2 separate regions of the Homo sapiens genome follow, and region 1 is linked to region 2. Evidence: chromatin contacts called from ENCODE Hi-C or POLR2A ChIA-PET data. All regions are on one chromosome and are shown on one strand. Each heading gives the region's core, a stretch centred on a gene start or an enhancer-like site at or near the end of the contact. The rest is flanking DNA. Distances are from core to core; before and after follow the strand shown.

Region 1 (2,700 bases), core at 100-2,599, 2.8 Mb before region 2:
TTATAGATGTTACCTCTAGAAGCTCAGGTTATTAAGGTTGTTACACTACACGTCACTATTAGCAGCTGCTGTGAGGGAAAGTTCTTGGTGAGAACGGGTCAGTGGTAGAACTTTACCAAGTAAACACCTATCGGGCTTCATTGTGTATGCTCCCAGTCCAATACACTACCTGGCACACAGCAGGCACACCGCGGGAACCCACGAATGAACGCTGGTGCTGGTGGGCCCGTGAGGAGAGTCATAGATTCACTGAATCGATTTGGACTTGGTAGAACCTTGGGGTCACCCTAACCCCCTTTTTACAGATGAGGAATCTGAGGCCCAGAAAGATGAGGTAACCTGCCCAAAGTCCAGAAGCGACGTAGCGCCAGGACTACAAAGGAGCAAACACAGTGCCAGGGGAAGGGGATCTAAGGAGCTGCGGAATTGAACAGCAGGATGTGCACTGCCATGTGGTTCTCCCCTTACAATGGGACGTTTCCTTCTGTTCTCGTCACACCCCAGCCCAGGTCCTGATCACTCCACGGGTCATTATCCCAACAGCATCCCTTCCTCCTCTTCTTGCCTCCCAAGCTACCCAAGATTCCAAAGCCAGATCAATAGTCATCAAACATTGCTTTAACTCACTCCTTTCCAGTTAAAAGCTTTCAAAGAACTAATTCATTTGGACTTTGTCCTATAGGTAGGGCTCTTCGGGGGGGCAGGGGGCAGCGGGGCGGGCACTGGGTCCCACGCCGAGAGGATTTCGTGCCAAGCCACGCACACGGTGCAGCAGGAGCCGGGTCCGCCTCCTCAGCCCCCAGCCCGGCCCCAGACACACCAGCTATCACACCGACCCTGGTCAAATAAACCAATGGGCACGTGGTCGGCCTGCAGAACAGAACCCAAGCGAGCATATGCCAGGAACCTGCCTTCCCGCCAGCCGCTCAAAACCCCACCCGCTGGCCCCGCGCCGCCTCAGACCGGATCCAGCTGGATTCCTCAGGGCGACGCAATCGCCTAACAGAATTCTACCTCTTTCTCAGGCCGCAGCCAATGGCGCGGCCCCTCGGATCCGGAGCCGCCGCGGGCTCTGATTGGCCGATAGAGTTAGCCTGGGGGCGGGAGAAGAGCGACCTCGGGGAAGCGTGTGGTGCGGGGAGGTCGCCCCCGGGCGGCGAAGCAGCCATTATGCAGGCGTGAGTGAAACGAATAAACAAACAAACAAAACCCACTAGCTGGGGCCTCCATTTCTTCCCCGCCCACCTTTCTCCCGCGTGGGGTCTCCCGTTTCCCAATCGCCACGCTTTCCCCGCCTTCGTCAACGCCTGGGTACGTCCCCCTAGCCGCGTGGGCCACGCACGTCCTGGCACTTAACCTCTGCCCGTCCGGCGCGAAGTTAGAGGCCCGGGCGGCGCGGACGGCGCGCACTCCCGGCGGTAGGGAGCTGAGGCAAGGGGCCCGAGCCCAAGCCCGCGGCCGCGGCCCGGCCCACGATGACTTGCTACCGAGGCTTCTTGCTGGGCAGCTGTTGTCGCGTGGCGGGCGGCCGGGCGGCGGCGCTGCGGGGACCGGGTGCGGGAGGCCCCGCCGCGCGGCCCCGGCTGGGCGGTGACGGTGGCGGCCGGCGGCACCTGGGGCAGGGGCAGCCGCGCGAGCTGGCGGGCTGTGGCAGCCGCGCGGACGGCGGCTTCCGCCCCTCCCGGGTGGTGGTGGTGGCCAAAACCACCCGGTACGAGTTCGAGCAGCAGCGGTACCGTTACGCGGAGCTCTCGGAGGAGGACCTGAAGCAGCTGGTGGGTCCTGGCTCGGCCCCGCTTCGCTCCCGGGCTCGGCCGGGGCTCTGGTGGCGGCTGCGCCCCCTCGGGGGGACCTCTCGGGACGACTCTTCCCAGGGCACCGCAGATGCCGGTCCTGCCTCTCTCGCGGCCCCCAGGTCCTCTGGCTTCTCCCTGGGCCTCCTTTGCCTTTGGGCGTGTGTGCGAGGGAGAGGCAGGGCCGGGGAGAGGGGGAGAGAGAGGGACAGTGGTTCATGCAGGGACTTAGGAGGCAGGGGCGCCGCGGGGAGGGCGAAGAGGGGCTGCCGAGTGGCCTCAGAGTGAGGGGTTTGAGGATTCGTTGGTGCCCTCGCCGCCCCCGCCCTCGTTCCCTGGTTGGGACCCACTCCAAGAAAGTGAGCCAGTGGCCTGAGGTCTGGACGCCCTGCGAACAGCTCCCCTGGCCGCCGCGAGAAAGGGGGCCCAGGGCGCCGCTGAGGGCTGCCGGGGGAAAAGGGCCGAAACAACCGCGGACACACCCCCTTTTACTCTGCAGGACTGCGAGGCCTAGGGCACTCCGGAAAGTCCTTCAGCGTGAGCCTTTTCCTTGCTGGAACGTGGTCGTTGGACACTACGAGCTTGTTTTAAAAGCACAGGTCTTTGGTGCTAAGAAGGAAAAGGGAGAAAATTTGACTTGTATATGTACGTTATTAAGGAGAAATGTCAGGACAAGGGGCTGGTATACTGGGTAGTGTGTGAAATAAAAAAGCCTGCGACTCTTGTGCAGCAGTATCTCCACAATATACCATATTTGATATGTTTATTAATATATCTGCAAAGATACAAATCCAAGGGAAAAACCAGAGTTTGAATCTTCCTGTTGTCATCCCCCCCCACCAACTTTAAAAACAGTTTCTGATCCCATACCACCATCCACCAACTTTAGGAAAAGGAGAGTGCCCGG
Region 2 (2,700 bases), core at 165-2,664:
CAGCGTGACTTTTACAAATACAATCTTCCTGCTTAAGATCCTTCATGTATAGAATACAAGTTTCAAACATCCTTGTTGCCTAAGATCCTTCTGATTACTGTTCCTTTAACCCTTCTGGCATATCTCTTGCAAACAACCCGAAAGACAATTCACCTGCGTGCCCCTTTTCACTGCCTTCCCTACCTTTACGTGGGAAGCCCCGTCCTGCCTGTTTACCTGGTGAAATCATTCTTCCAAACTAAATTCTAAAGTGCCTTCCTAAACTTCCTCTTCTGTAATACCACAAGGTTGATCACAAAGCACTAGGGCTGTTTTCCTGTCTCTTACACATCAGCCTGTGAGGCCCTCAAAGTCGGGGAACTGGGCCCTATTCATCTTCCCACATGCACCGCCCAGATCAGTGCCGGGCAAAATGTATACTTAACCACCCAAACTTGGACAAGCTGGGTCAGATCTCGGGCACTCGGTTTTCCTTTCCTTAAAATGGAGCTCTTTACCCCCGCAGGATCTTAGGAGATTGATTAAATAAGGCTCTGCAATGTGTTTCCCGCTTACAGTAAGCCATAAACGCAAGTTTGGAAGCCTCAAGCCTAAGATTCTGATTCTGTCTCCGCGTCTAACTACTGTAGATGTGAGGCTCTGAACAAGTCGCTCACTCAAGGTCTGTTTCCTCATCTGTAAAGAGAATGGACCCACAGATGAACTGCAAGGCCCCACCCTAATTTATGAATGGATGGTTCCCAAAGGGGGTTCCGACTTTCCAGGAGTCCCACCATCCCCCACTTCTCCGACCCACGCGGTCCCGGCCGCTTCCTGCTTCCTGCCCCCCGCTCCCGCCGCGAGCGTAGCGTCTGCACCCACTAGAGTCCCAGGCTGGTCTCTGGGTCCCACCAAGTTTGCTCACCGGCTTCTCCTCGCCTCCCATCTTCCCTGAAGGACTGCTGGCCTTCTCCTCAAACATTGGCGAACGACGAAGCGATGAGAGAACCCGAAAGCGACGGCCTAGAGGAGAGGAGCCAAGAGGCGGGTGGGAGGTGGGCTAGCGCCCGGGACTTGGCCTCGGCTGGACCAGCTGATGCAATCGAAAGGCGCCCTAACCCCGCCCCCAACTTGCGGCGGAACGAGCAGCCAATGGATAACGGGGGAAGGCGGGCCCTCCCTCCTCTAAGCCAGTGGAAAATCTTTTCGGGTGACAGAGCCCTTCTAGGAAATCAGGTCGCGGAGGGTGAGGAGGAGCAACTGCAGAAGCTACATGCCTACTCTCCGCTGACCTTGGTCTGGACGCTTTCCAGAGTCAAGTCCCCAATGCGCGTGCGCCTTTCCTCCCTTCTGACTTTATGTGGAACAATCATGGACCTTCCCGGACACCGTAGATAATAAGTAGGTCTTGGTCTAAACTTCCGGGAAGTTTTCGGCGACCTGGATACCATCTTCGACACGGGGACAAATCCCGGGATGGAGTCCAGGGTTTCCCGCGGCTTCGGCGCTTCCTGACCTGGCGTGACTGCCGACTTGTCGGCACCACCCAGGCCTCAGGCTCCCTGTCTGTAGTGGTGAATCGACCTTCCTCATGGCAGTCCAGGCTTCCCAAGCCCCATGTCCTGTTGATCCGGGACAAACTCTTCCTTGAACGTTCTTCACTACGAGCCGCTGCTGATCTGTACTGCCTGGAGGAGCATTTCCATAGCGCCCGCAAAAATACAATAAAGCTCACCCAAGGAAATAACCATGGATTCTCACGCCTGGGTGCCAGTGTTTGGAATCGACTGGGCTTTTTTATGTTAGTAGGCAATTTAAAACAATTACTTATTTGAAATCAGAAGCGCAATAGGCATAACTTCAGGTACGTGCTCCACCACCACGTTTTGTGGATTTTTCTTTTTAAACATCAGTTCTGTTCTCTACAACTCTCCGCCTTCAGGGTTATACTTTCCAGGAACAATAGCTTCCCAATTCGGCTTTGTGCATCCATTTTTCATACAGCATCGTTGTAGTCTTCAAATACAAATATGATCACGGCAATCTGCTGAAAAATCTTTGGTGGCTTTCCCTTGCTCTTGGACAATCCCTGATTGTCCAAGTTTTCGGCTTCATCTCGTTCGCCCACCATACACTGAACTATAAACTGTAGTGGCTTTTTTTCCTCAGGTCTTCCCACAGACTAAGTACCAAGATTTTTCCACCCTACCCTCATCCGTGCTCATTCCGACACACTTTTTGCCTGTTTGACACCTCATTTATTGTCAGATTTCAAGAATCGTTTTCTTCGGGGAACCATTTCTTGACTCCCTTACTGGATGAAACAAGCCTCCCTGTTAAACAGTGTTGGAGGCGCAGAAACATACCCCCAAATAATGGCGTTTTGACATCTGAACTGAAGAAGCCTCAAGGTCCCACTCCCCTAAATCCCCACGCCATCTCTGCCAAAGCAAAGGATAAAGTTTAGACACATCACAAGGAACATAATTGTTTTTGTTGCCTCCCTGTAAGACCAAGAATGTAGTAATCACACCTGAGCAGACCCTTTCACAAGATGTTGTACAAATTAATGTGTTCCTGATACATTCATTCTCCTTTGTAATCCCTCAACAGAATTCCTCTTCTCCCTATCATAACCTGTGTCGCTGGGATTGTATCCACAAGCTTCTGAAGCCCTCTGAGGGGTGGGTAATCACGCTGTGATTCTTCCTGTGTATACAC

The links. Hi-C counts contacts between places; a loop is a spot of excess contacts on that map. ChIA-PET counts read pairs that join two places held with the same protein, here RNA polymerase II (POLR2A). Pooled maps may share reads with other maps.
Region 1: a loop to region 2 is called in a map of CD8-positive, alpha-beta T cell, with 7 times the contacts of the local background. The contact joins the promoter of NADK2 here to the promoter of TARS1-DT in region 2. A Hi-C loop is called at or near these places in 4 of 168 maps with a recorded cell type or tissue (CD4-positive, alpha-beta T cell, CD4-positive, alpha-beta memory T cell, CD8-positive, alpha-beta T cell and 1 more) and 9 of 50 pooled maps. POLR2A ChIA-PET finds 5 or more read pairs at or near these places in 1 of 52 experiments (CD4-positive, alpha-beta T cell).

Annotation. Positions count from the first base shown.
Region 1 is chr5:36,240,574-36,243,273 of GRCh38, reverse strand. NADK2 (NAD kinase 2, mitochondrial) reads left to right here and starts at 1,349. Exons shown (of 12, transcript NM_001085411.3): 1 at 1,349-1,775. The coding sequence starts at 1,476. LOC124900962 (a long non-coding RNA gene) reads right to left here and starts at 1,372. Exons shown (of 3, transcript XR_007058733.1): 1 at 1,246-1,372. RefSeq lists enhancers at 825-1,024, 2,375-2,444 and a silencer at 1,265-2,284.
Region 2 is chr5:33,439,348-33,442,047 of GRCh38, reverse strand. TARS1-DT (TARS1 divergent transcript) reads left to right here and starts at 1,414. Exons shown (of 3, transcript XR_001742630.2): 1 at 1,414-1,843. TARS1 (threonyl-tRNA synthetase 1) reads right to left here and starts at 1,083. Exons shown (of 19, transcript NM_152295.5): 1 at 905-1,083. The coding sequence starts at 961. RefSeq lists enhancers at 1-561, 576-635, 896-1,085, 1,186-1,495, 1,150-1,737.